Linked DNA regions of Homo sapiens: region 2 is linked to region 1. Evidence: read pairs that join two places in POLR2A ChIA-PET (ENCODE). Cell type or tissue: GM12878. All regions are shown on one strand. Each heading gives the region's core, and the rest is flanking DNA. Links, peaks and the distances in the headings are about the cores only.

Region 1 (5,366 bases), core at 86-5,085:
GTTTCCTCATCTGTCAAATGGATACACTGTCTGCCTTCCAGGGTTGTTTTGTGAGCACACAGGCTGGCACTATCCCTGAAGGATCTGGCCCAGCACCCGACACTGATGGGGTGCCCTGGATGCATGCCTCCATATACACACCTCCATGGCTGTGTGTTGGGGAGCCCAGGAGGCATCCAAGCCACAGCCCCACGTCACTATGGCTACTATGCATGAGGAAGGCAGTGTGCAGGGGCTGGAGGGCTCAGAAGTGATCCAGGGTCCAAGAACAAATTCCCTTAGCAATTCCAGACCGAAAAGATCTGGTTTTCTAGTGCCCAGAAATGAGCACGTGATTAAATACAGGATCCCCAGTTTAATTCCAGAGCAACCCAGTGAATCACAGATCCTTTGTCAGCCGTATAAGAAGCATCTGCACAAGAAGGGCGCTTCTAGACTGTGGAGTCCAACCCACTCATGTTGCAGGTGGGGAAACTGAGGCCCAAAGATAGCCTGTGACTTTCCCAAGACCATGCAGCCCTATGGGAGTCTGGCCTGTATGAGTCCTGGGCCACCAGACCACACACAGCACAGCTCAGAGCACAAGCCACTCCTGCGGAGCTAAAAATGGCCACATACTTCCTAAGCCCAACTCCAGGGTTCAGTGAGGATCCTGGTAAGGAGAGCGACACAGGAAGGTGCAGGGGTTGCCATGGTGTGGCCCCAGATGCTGTGATTACGCGCCAGCCCCGTCACACCGTACGGGTGGTAGGACTGGGCAAAGAAGACGCCGCCACCTGGATGCACTGAGGTGTGCACAGCCACGTGGAGATGATGCTGGGGGCTCACGGTGACTCTCAGGAGGCCCTGGCCTGGCCTATCTGGAGCCTTCTCTGTGAAATGAGGCTGGTAACGCCCACTAGCAGGGTTGTAGGGGACATGGATCTGTGGCCACCTCCTCAAGGGGTGCCACACGCACCAGGTCCTGACTGGGAGTCCGGCCCCCAGGGCCTGTGGATGGCTGGCCTGGGCCCAGCCTCCGCCCCCAAGGGTGCTGGCACCTGGCATGTGCCCGACAGTTGGGGCCGGCTGGTGGGAAGGTGTGTGTCAGGTGGCGGAGCCTCGGTGCCAGGATCTCACTCACGCGTCCTCCAGGGCCTCAGCTGCTGTATGCCTGTGTCAGTCCCAGTGGCGATGAGCTGCAGATGGGGCACAGGGGTGGTTTGCCCAGGGCAGAAGTGGCTCGTTCTGAAAAAGGAAGCAGGTGCTGGCCACGGAGAGCCCCTCTTGGGGACCAGGGGCTGGGGCTGGCCTGCAGAGCCCAGATTCCTCTCACAGACTGGGTGGCGGGGGGTCTGTCTGGCCTCTGTGCCCTTGATCCCACGGTGTCCTCTACTGGGAATCCCCCTCCCCTTTAGTCCAAACCCTGCTGGTCCTTCTGGGCCACCTCAGGTTTTCTACCTGTTGTCCAAAGCTCCCCGTGACCTGGCCCCGCCAGAAGCAGCAGCCATGGGTCCTTTTCCTGAGCAGCTTCGTGCTCTTTTTAGCTTGTGGGTAGCAGTTCCAGGGCCTGCTCCTGGGGACCTGTAAGAACAGGAACTGTGTCTGAGTCATTGCAGGGTCCCGAAGGGAAGACGAACACTCCTCATCCTCTGATCCTGGATCCGCACCCTCGTTTTGGAGAATGCAGGGCCCGAATAAAGATGCAATAACAATCAAATAACAACCCCACTGATGGGGTATCTGCCTTGTGCCCCGCCTGGCCCTAAGCTCTTTCAACTCGTGCAATGTCATGTAACCCACCAGCACCCCGGGCAGTAGATACTACCCTTGTCCCTGTTTTACCCGTGAGAATGCAGGTGCACACAACTGGGACGTGGCTAAGCCAGAACTTGAACCAGGACTGCCGCCTGCCAGGGCTCTCATCTCATGGGCAACCAAGGATTTGGGCCCAGTTTACAAAGGAGAGAATAGAAAGGGTTAAGCTTTTAAAGGAACAGCAAGGGCCGGTCACGGTGGCTCACGCCTGTAATCTTACCACTTTGGGAGGCCGAGGTCAGCAGATCACCTGAGGTTAGGAGTTCGAGACCAGCCTGACCAACATGGAGAAACCCCATCTCTACTAAAAATACAAAATTAGCCGGGCATGGTGGTGGGTGTCTGTAATCCCAACTGCTTGGGAGCCTGAGGCAGGAGAATCGCTTGAACCTCGGAGGCGGAGGTTGCGGTGAGCCAAGATCATGCTGCTGTACTCCAGCCTGGGCAACAAGAGCGAAACTCCATCTCAAATAAATAAATAAATAAACAAACAGCAAGAACAGTTATGCTTTTCAGCATTTTGCTGGGCCCCAGTGTGGATAGGTGGGGAGCGAGCACAAGGACCAAAGGAAAGGACCCTTGTCCCTCCCTGAGCCTACACTGGTCTAATCGGGTGGTGCTGCCATCAGATTCCAGTCCCTGGTAAGCAGGGGGCTCCGTGGCGGCTGTGACAAGTTCCATTCACTTTGGAGGTGGCAGCCGGAGCTATTTTTAGAGCAGCGCATGGTGGGGGAGTTTCCTTTTGGCGGTGTCTGGGGACCGGAGTCTTGGGAAGGGGAAGTCCCATGCGGAGACAGAGGCCCTTCTTCCTGCACCCACCCCAGCCCAGAGAGGCGACCCAGCTCCCTGGAGGCCCAGGCACCTCATGTCTGCCCTCAACCCAGAGTGGAGCAGACCTTCCCTGGAGCTTCTCAGGAGCCACTTCAAAAGGTACCCTGACTTTCTCTGCCTCCTGCTGTGGGAACCGCTTGCTCTTAGGGGTGTGTCCAGCGAGGGATGGGGAACCAGGCCCCAGGGACCTCCAGGGCTGGAGCTCCAGGGACCTTGACCTGGCTGCACCTCTGCCACCCACCGCTGGCTCAGCCACCTGCTGGTGGGGCTGCCCATTCAGCCAGTCCCACCAACCTGACAGGACCTTTGCCACTAGCCTGGGACAGGGGTGGCTGCTGATGGCTGCTTTCACATTGAGTAATCCCTGGGCTTGGCCAGAACTTCTGAGTTTCCAGGGAAGCAGAAAAAGCAATTCTTTCTCTAGGGTGGGTTTTGTCTGCCCCTTCCTGCCTGTGGGAAGGAGAGAAAATTAGGGGAGGCCACGGGCTTGAAAGCTTTCCCTGCATGGAGGCCACTGGATGGGATTCTAGATGCTCGCCTGGGACCCAGGGTGAGTTTTTTACAAACACCGAAGCCCTCCAGCCCCCGGGGCTGTTCCACTTGGTCCTTCTTCCACTGTCAGTCAGCAGGGTAGTAGCTGCGGTTCTGCTCTGAAATCCATCCCTTCCCTTAAGCCCCAGCCTCTCCCCAGTGGTCCCCCTGGCATGAGTTGGTCTCGGGGGGCCAGGCTTCTCCCTCCTGGCCTCAGGTGTTTCTGTACTGAGTCAGCAACCAGTTACCCAGCCTCTCCTCTGCCAACTGCTGGGGCCATGGAGAGAGTGGTTTAGTCTCTACCCTCAAGGACATTTCCATGTTCAAGGAGAAGAAGACACATGAATTAGAGACAGCACGGGGGAGCAGGCTGTGGAGCTGGGAGTGACGGGGTGAGTCCAGGAAGGCTGCCTGGAGGAGATGCCCAGGAGAGAAGTTTGCTGGGAGGCAGCTCATTTCCGGCAGGAGGAGCAGAGCCTGCCAAGGCCTCGAGGTGAGAGCAAGATCATTTCCCAGGCAGGCAGGGGTCTCTGGGATGGTGGGCCTGCTAGCGGGCCTGGGACTCCTAGAGTGAGACCGCAGCTCTCCCCAGCTGCATTGTGGTCACCAAGGATCACCTCAGGCAAATGATTAAAATGCAGACTTTGGAGAGGGTTGGATCTGAGTTCAAAAACAGGCCATGCTGCTTATCAGCTGCATGAGCTCGACAAGTCATTTAACTTCTCTGCACCTCAGTTTCTTCATCTGTAAAAGTGAAGGGCTTGCAGACCTCACAGCAGGGATGTGCTGAGCTGCTGCCTGCAGTGCCCGACACAGAGGAAGCACTCAGCAGATCTCAGCTTCATCTTCAGGGAGGCTGGGAGCGGACCCAGCCTTGACCAGGTCCCAGAGTCAAGAATCTTCTGGGCAGAAGCCAAATGCTTTGTTGCTCCTTTAACTGAGAGACAAGATGTTTACAGCTTCTGCATTTTTTTTCTTCCAGAATTGGGTTTTATTACCTGAGGAGGAAGTGAAAGGTGATTGGGATGCTCCTCGATTTTCAAAAAGGCCCTGGGAACCCTGCAGTGTGCGGCCCAGTTGGTTTTGAATCTCCAGTGACTTTTGTCTGATCTGTGACCACAGGGATGCTGAGCCCTCAGCAGAGGTTTCTTGGGGTTGCAGGAGGGTGGGAAGAGCCCCCTCCACCTACTAGTCAGAGATTCATTCTGCCAACGCCCCCTGGGTGGCCCTCTTTTCACCGGGCCTGGGTGAGGCACTGGAGGTTTACAGATGACCGCGAAGGTCAGTCCCTGCCCTTAAAGGCTGGCAGAGGAGGCAGACATGCTGACAAAGGAAGCAGTTTGTGTCCTCAACAGCCCACCTTCAGGGAGAAACCTGTGTAGATGCCACCAGATGGGAAAGGGAAGAAGGGGCCTTGGTGCCCCCTGGCTGCCCACTGTGTGCTCACAGAGTCCTCGCAGCCTCCCTGCAAGCTTGGGCTGTTCCTTTTTGTGGATGGGGACGTTTAAGGCTCAGGGAGGGGACGGGACTTCCCCAAGGTCCCACAAGAAGTGCCAAGACTATGGCTGGGCATGGTGGCTCACACCTGTAATCCCAGCACCTTGAGAGGCCAGGGTGGGAGGATCACCTGAGGTCAGTAGTTCGAGACCAGCCTGACCAACATGGCGAAACCCCGTCTCTACTAAAACTACAAAAATTAGCTGGGCGTGATGGTGTGTGCTTATAATCTCAGCTACTCGGGAGCCTGAGTAGTGTGTCAGTTCCTCCCTGCCAGCCAGTCTGCCTGGGCGTGGTAGTCCTTCCAGCCCCTGGGCTTGTGCTAAGTTTCTTTCTGTAATTGCTCCATCTGGCTGGTCTGAGAAGCAGGTTCAAATGGCAGGAGAATCACTTGAACCCAGGAGGCGGAGGTTGCAGTCAGCAGAGATCGCGCCATTGCACTCAAGCCTGGGCGACAAAGCAAGACTCCATCTCAAAAAAAAAAAAAAAGTGCCGAGATGAAGGAGGGTCGAGAGATCTGGTCCTGGCAGACAAGTGGGACTTTGCCCATTGAGAGGCACCGATGGGTCTTTAGTCCAAGGCTGGTGCATGGAATGACATGGAAGGACCAGGGTGCTGTGTTGCTGGGGAGGGGGACCGCTCATTTAATATGGCTGCACGCAAGGCCTGGGGGATGTTGGGGGCAAATGCATGAGGGCAGGCTCGTGTCA
Region 2 (5,366 bases), core at 144-5,143, 73 kb before region 1:
GGGGCTCAGAGGGTGACTTGGTGCCTTGTAAGGGGGCCAGGGGCAGCTGTGGGTGGGGGTGTCCGGGGATTACTGCTAAAATAAGTAGCAGCTTCCTCTGAAACGCCTCTGTGGTCTGTGGAGGGGAAGGAAGTGGAGGACCGGAAACAGGGGAGGCAGAGAGGTGAGAGGCTGAAACTTCTGCCAGCATAGCAGAGACCAAGCTGGGCACCCCCCACCCACCCAGACACAACAGTTGGCCTCTGCCAGGCTGCAGCCTTGGGGCTGCAACCAGGAGGGCCTGGGAAGCTCAGGCCCAGCCCTAATATGGCCACCCAGAGGCTAGAGAATCCCTCTAGGTTGCTCCTGGCTGGCTGGGCTTCTTCCCTTCCTCAAGACACCAGTCACTTCATGCACCATTCTCTTTGCCTGGAATGCCCTTCTCTACATTTTCCTTTAGGGCCCAACACCAATGTCACCTCTTCTGGGAAGCCTTCCCTGACCACCCACCACACACACACACACACACACACACACACACACACACACACACAGAGAGAGAGAGAGAGAGAGAGAGAGGCAGGACAAGACAGCCACAGACCTTCATCATGAATAGTGGCATTCACTGTGACAGTGGCGTTCATCCAGTGCTTCATGTTTATGAACTGCTCTGCATGGATGATCTCATTGAATGTTTACAAAAACACAATGTGTGGTTCTATCAATAGCTTCATGTTACAGACGAGTGAACCAAGGCTCAGAGATGAGCAACTTCCCCAAGGTGGCATAGTCAGAAAATGGCTGAGTGGGGAGTGTGACCCAGGTCTGACTCCACAGCTAGGTCATTGAACCATGCACTATCCTCTGAGACTGGGATGGGATCAGTGTTGTGCAACTTGCCTGCTCCAAGGAGGCTGCATTGTGACCCTAGCAAAGCTTCATTTTCAGCCTTGCCCTTCCCAGCACCCCTGGAGTAGCTGGGAGCTATAGAGTACTCTAGGGAGAGAGGGAAACCAGCTTGTAATGAGGAAGCATTTCCATGTAAACATTTCTGGTAAACTGTGTGAAGGGATCTCAGAAGTATCTCCAAGCCCTTGATACTGTCTTGGGTTTTGTTTTCTCCTTCTAAATAAATGCTTTTGAATCTAATTTTGTATTCTGTTTCTACAGATGGGGCTTCCAAAATTGAAAAGCTTCAGACTTCACAAATCCTAGGTCCACCCTGCGGTGCCCTGTGACTTAACCACAACCACTGCACTGCCTGGGCTTCCCCAGCCCTCTCCAAGGCCCGCTTTCACTGTACCGGGGTTTTCTATTTATGGATCCGCCCTGCTACCCGCCACTCCCACAACCCCCACCCATAGATGGGCCATGAGCTCCTCATGGGCAGAGGGCGAGCCCTGGTTTCTTGGTACCCTAGGGACTGCTTGGTATATAGAAGCCCAGGACAGATTTGTTACATGAGGGAATAAAGGAGTAAATGAATGAGTGAATGAATGAATATGGGTCCCTTCAATGCCATCAGGAAGTATGAGAGATACAACTCCAGCTTTAAAACTCCAGGTCAGCTGGGTATGGTGGCTCACCCTTGTAATCCCAATACTTTTGGAGGCTGAGGTGGGCGGATCGCTTGGGCCCAGGAGTTCAAGACCAGCCTGGGCAACATGGTAAAACCCCATCTCTACAAAAATTAACTGGGCGTTGTGGCATGCACCTGTCATCCCAGCTACTCGAGAGGCTGAGGTGGGAGAATTGCTTGAGCCCCGTTAGTGGAGACTGCAGTGAACTGTGATCGCACCACTGCACTGCACTGCAGCCTAGGCGACAGAGTGAGACTCTGTCTCAAAAAAAAACTCAAGGTCCATCTCCCTGTGTGCCAACCCTGCATGGGTGTTGAGGGTGACTGACAATTTGGACAGGGTTCAGCTGAAGCCAGTCTCTAGCAAGGAGGCCCAAAGCCCCTCCGGTCACTCTGCTCCCTACAGAGGCAGCACTCTAGGCCCCAGGCCTGGACCTCAAGGCTGCAGCAGGGCCCCTGGCCGCCCCCTATAGCCTTGGAAGCCCCTGAGAAGAGGCCCTTCAGTGCAGCTGCAGCAGGTCAGACGCCTCCTCTGGAGAAGAAGGAAGTGAAAGTGCTGTGGTGGGTGAGTCATCGGAGTGTCCCTCTGGACGGATTGATGCCATGAGTGGCATAAGAGGGACAGGCTGGGAGGGAAGAGACACCAGGGTTAGGAGCCCTTTTAGTATCCTCCAGGAAGGCCCCACCTCACCTCCCAGCCCCTCCCAGACACAGGGGTCTTCAGCTTGGAGAAGAGAATGCCTTGGAGATGCCATCTTTGTCCTAGTCTCTGAAGTGGGTAGAAATTAGACAAGGTCCACAGCAGAGGGGGAAGATGGAGTCAGATGGGGAGGTCACAGAGGCTAACTGGTTGCCACCAGGGCCAGGCTCTGGTGGGCTGGCTGCTGCCTGGCAGTAGTGATGGCCAACAGCAAGTAGGGTGGTCTCCTGCCATGGGTCAGGATGTGGATTCTGGATTTGAACCTCATGTCCTCAAACCCCAGCTCTGCCCCTCATGAGCTGCAGGATCCCAGGCAAGTGGCTTCCCCTCTCCTTCCTCTGCTGTCGAGTGAGATCATAGCACTTAATGCATAGGATGAGCAGGGCATGATTAGATACATTACTGTATGTAAAGTGCATAGAAGAGTGCCCGTTCCCAGGAAACCCACAATAAACAGTAACTACTGTATCAGGCAGCATCTCATCAGGAAGCCTGAAATGCCCTAGGTTTTGAACAGAAGGGATTTAATACAGGGGCTTGTCTTCCAATGGAAGGACTGAGAAACAAAACAGGGAATGGTGCAGCCGCCCAGGGATAGGACTTTGCAGTCATATTCTACTTCCTACTGATGCTCGTCCTCAACCTAGTTGCTTTATGTCTCAGAGCTTCAGTATTTTCACATGTAAAAATGGGAATAAAAAGGACCTTTTTTAATTTATTTTTTTATTTTTTAGATGGAATCTCCCTCTGTCGCCCAGGCTGGAGTGCAGTGGCGTGATCTCGATTTGCTGCAACCTCCGCCCCCTGGGTTCAAACAATTCTCCTGCCTCAGCCTCCCTAGTAGCTGGGATTACAGGCATGTGCTACCACACCCGGCTAATTTTTGTATTTTTAGTAGAGACGAGGTTTTGCCATGTTGGCCAGGCTGGTCTCCAACTTCTGACCTCAGGTGATCCGCCCACTTTGGCCTCCCAAAGTGCTGAGATTACAGGTGTGAGCCACCGCGCCTGGCCGATATTTTTTTTTGAGACAGAATCTCACTCTGTCTTCCAGGCTGGAGTGCAGTGGCGCGATCTCGGCTCACTGCAAGCTCCGCTTCCCGGGTTCAGGCCATTTTCCTGCCTCAGCCTCCCAAGTAACTGGGACTACAGGCGCCTGCAAGCACGCCCAGCTAATTTTTTGTATTTTTAGTAGAGACGGGGTTTCACTGTGTTAGCCAGGACGGTCTCCATCTCCTGACCTCGTTATCCACCTGCCTCAGCCTCCCAAAGTGCTGGGATTACAGGCGTGAGCCACAGTGCCCGGCCGATATTTTGTTTTTAAGAATGAAATAGGATAATGTAGGTAGAGTGTTTGGTAGAGTACTGGCTCAGCGTAAGGACTCAACAATGATCCTAGCAATCGCTTATGCAACACGCTAGTTCTCATGACAGTTCTATGAAGCAAGTACTGTGATCACTATGACTCCTATTTAACAGAAGAGAAAACTGAGGCATGGAGAGATCAAGTCACGCAACTAGTAAATGGCAGAGCTGATCTGAACCAAACTGTTGGGCTCCTAAGTCCCACCCTTAACCATTACACTATGCCCCCTTCCCATTTCACCATCAACAGCTCTCTCCCCAGTCAGCCTCACTCAAGCTCAACGCCGCTCTCCTTCTCAGAATTTTACCCAGGGCCTCCAACTCAGATCAATAACCAGCATCTGCTCCCAAGGGTAACACCTGACACCTGACTTCTCACCTTTTTCCCAGGCCTGGGGCCCTGGAGTCACCAGGGTTTGAGTCCTGACTTTGCCCATTTTCCAGCCGTGGAGCTTGTAGAAGGCACTTCTCTTCCTAAAGCTTCCGTTTCCTCCACTGCAGCATGGGGAGGGAGGCTTGTCCTAAATTTGTTGGCCTGTGGTGGAGACAATTTGAAGCCACACTCACGGAGCAGGTCACACTGGAAGCGTATGTGTGTTCAGTGTGTTCCCTGGAAGCGTATGTGTGTTCAGTCCATGAAACTCTGATCAACAGTTAATCATATCCCCAGAGTCCTGGGGACACTGCCAAGTATTTCTTTGCTTTTCCCAACACGTTCTCAGCCCCTGCAGTGTGCATCGTGGGCAAGTGTGCTGGGCAGTCCTGTGTGCTTGCCCCTCTCCTGCAAACTGCTTTTCCCAGTTTCCTTTGCCAACTGGCTTCCTGTTAGGTTGGGCCAAGGGGAAGCACTGGCAGGAGATTGGAGCATGGGAGGAGGGGACAATCTGGGTATTTCTCCCTCCCTCTGCTTAGGGAGGGAGTGGGAGTGGCCTTTCCCCAGCACAGGCTGCTCTCTTCTGTGTCTTTGGCTGCTCTAGAACCACCCGGTCATCTGCAGTTCCAAGTCTCCAGGTGGCTCTGATGATTCAAGTTACTCCTGGGCAGTATCACTGCCTCTTCCTTTTGTCTCTCCACCCCTAAGTGGTAGCACCTTTTGCCATTGTGGAACAAGCACTTGCCTCACCATTTGCTGTTTGGCTTTTCAGCTCTTCCCTCTTCCAGGTAACCAATTCCCTATATTAAATTTCCTCTGTTGGAAATACCTAGAGTGGTTTCTGTTTTTCTGACTGGCCTTGAATTTTACAGCGGGCATCTTTGGCCCAAGAATTGTCTCTCTCTTCTCCACTTACAGAGTTTTTATCCTAGAGGGGCAGCATCAGACCCCTGAGGGCATGTCACAGGCGGGACTAATGGAAGAGGCTCTAGCTCCTTCTAGCTCTTTGCAGTAAACTTACTACAAGACAGCAAAGCTTTCTCATGCTACCACTGACTGTCTCTTGTGACATAGGTGGAGTAGCATTGCGCTACTCTGCTGTCTCTCTACTTCACCTTCCTGAAGACTTATTGCACAAAGGGTGGGTGGAGCTGTCGAGAACCAGGGGAGAGAAGAAAGTAGTGAAGGGGGCAAAGAAGCCCTTCCTGGCACACTAGCAAAGTGCCTAGTACAGGGGAGGCATTCAGCAGGGTATCCATTCCTTCCCCTTCAGCATCTGTTGAAAATCAGGCTGGAGCCTCAAATATTGGAACCAGCCCTAAGGGGAATGAAGGCTCGTTCTGTGTCAAGACAGCTGCCCCAGGGTTCCAC

Evidence for each region. Peaks named below come from ENCODE experiments on the same cell type or tissue, not always from the same donor. Only the 100,000 strongest peaks of a DNase experiment are listed, where the experiment ranks them.
Region 2: POLR2A ChIA-PET joins it to region 1 with 14 read pairs; 2 of 35 experiments call an interaction of 5 or more read pairs at or near these places.

Annotation. Positions count from the first base shown.
Region 1 is chr9:124,289,362-124,294,727 of GRCh38, forward strand. All of the region lies in intron 1 of NEK6 (NIMA related kinase 6), which reads left to right. Among named protein-coding and RNA genes, the nearest start is that of NEK6, 34 kb to the left of the region's middle. RefSeq lists enhancers at 2,422-2,621, 2,642-2,751, 2,762-2,821, 3,060-4,044. In GM12878, for the core only: CTCF peaks have their summits at 2,903 (motif pointing left) and 4,578; a DNase peak (open chromatin) is centred at 2,690; H3K4me3 peaks cover 4,681 bases; H3K27ac peaks cover 4,954 bases.
Region 2 is chr9:124,216,761-124,222,126 of GRCh38, forward strand. No RefSeq gene overlaps it. Among named protein-coding and RNA genes, the nearest start is that of NEK6, 39 kb to the right of the region's middle. RefSeq lists enhancers at 271-350, 1,260-1,419, 1,990-2,349. In GM12878, for the core only: no CTCF peak of the experiment used is centred there; DNase peaks (open chromatin) are centred at 151, 711, 1,283 and 2,131; H3K4me3 peaks cover 882 bases; H3K27ac peaks cover 2,708 bases.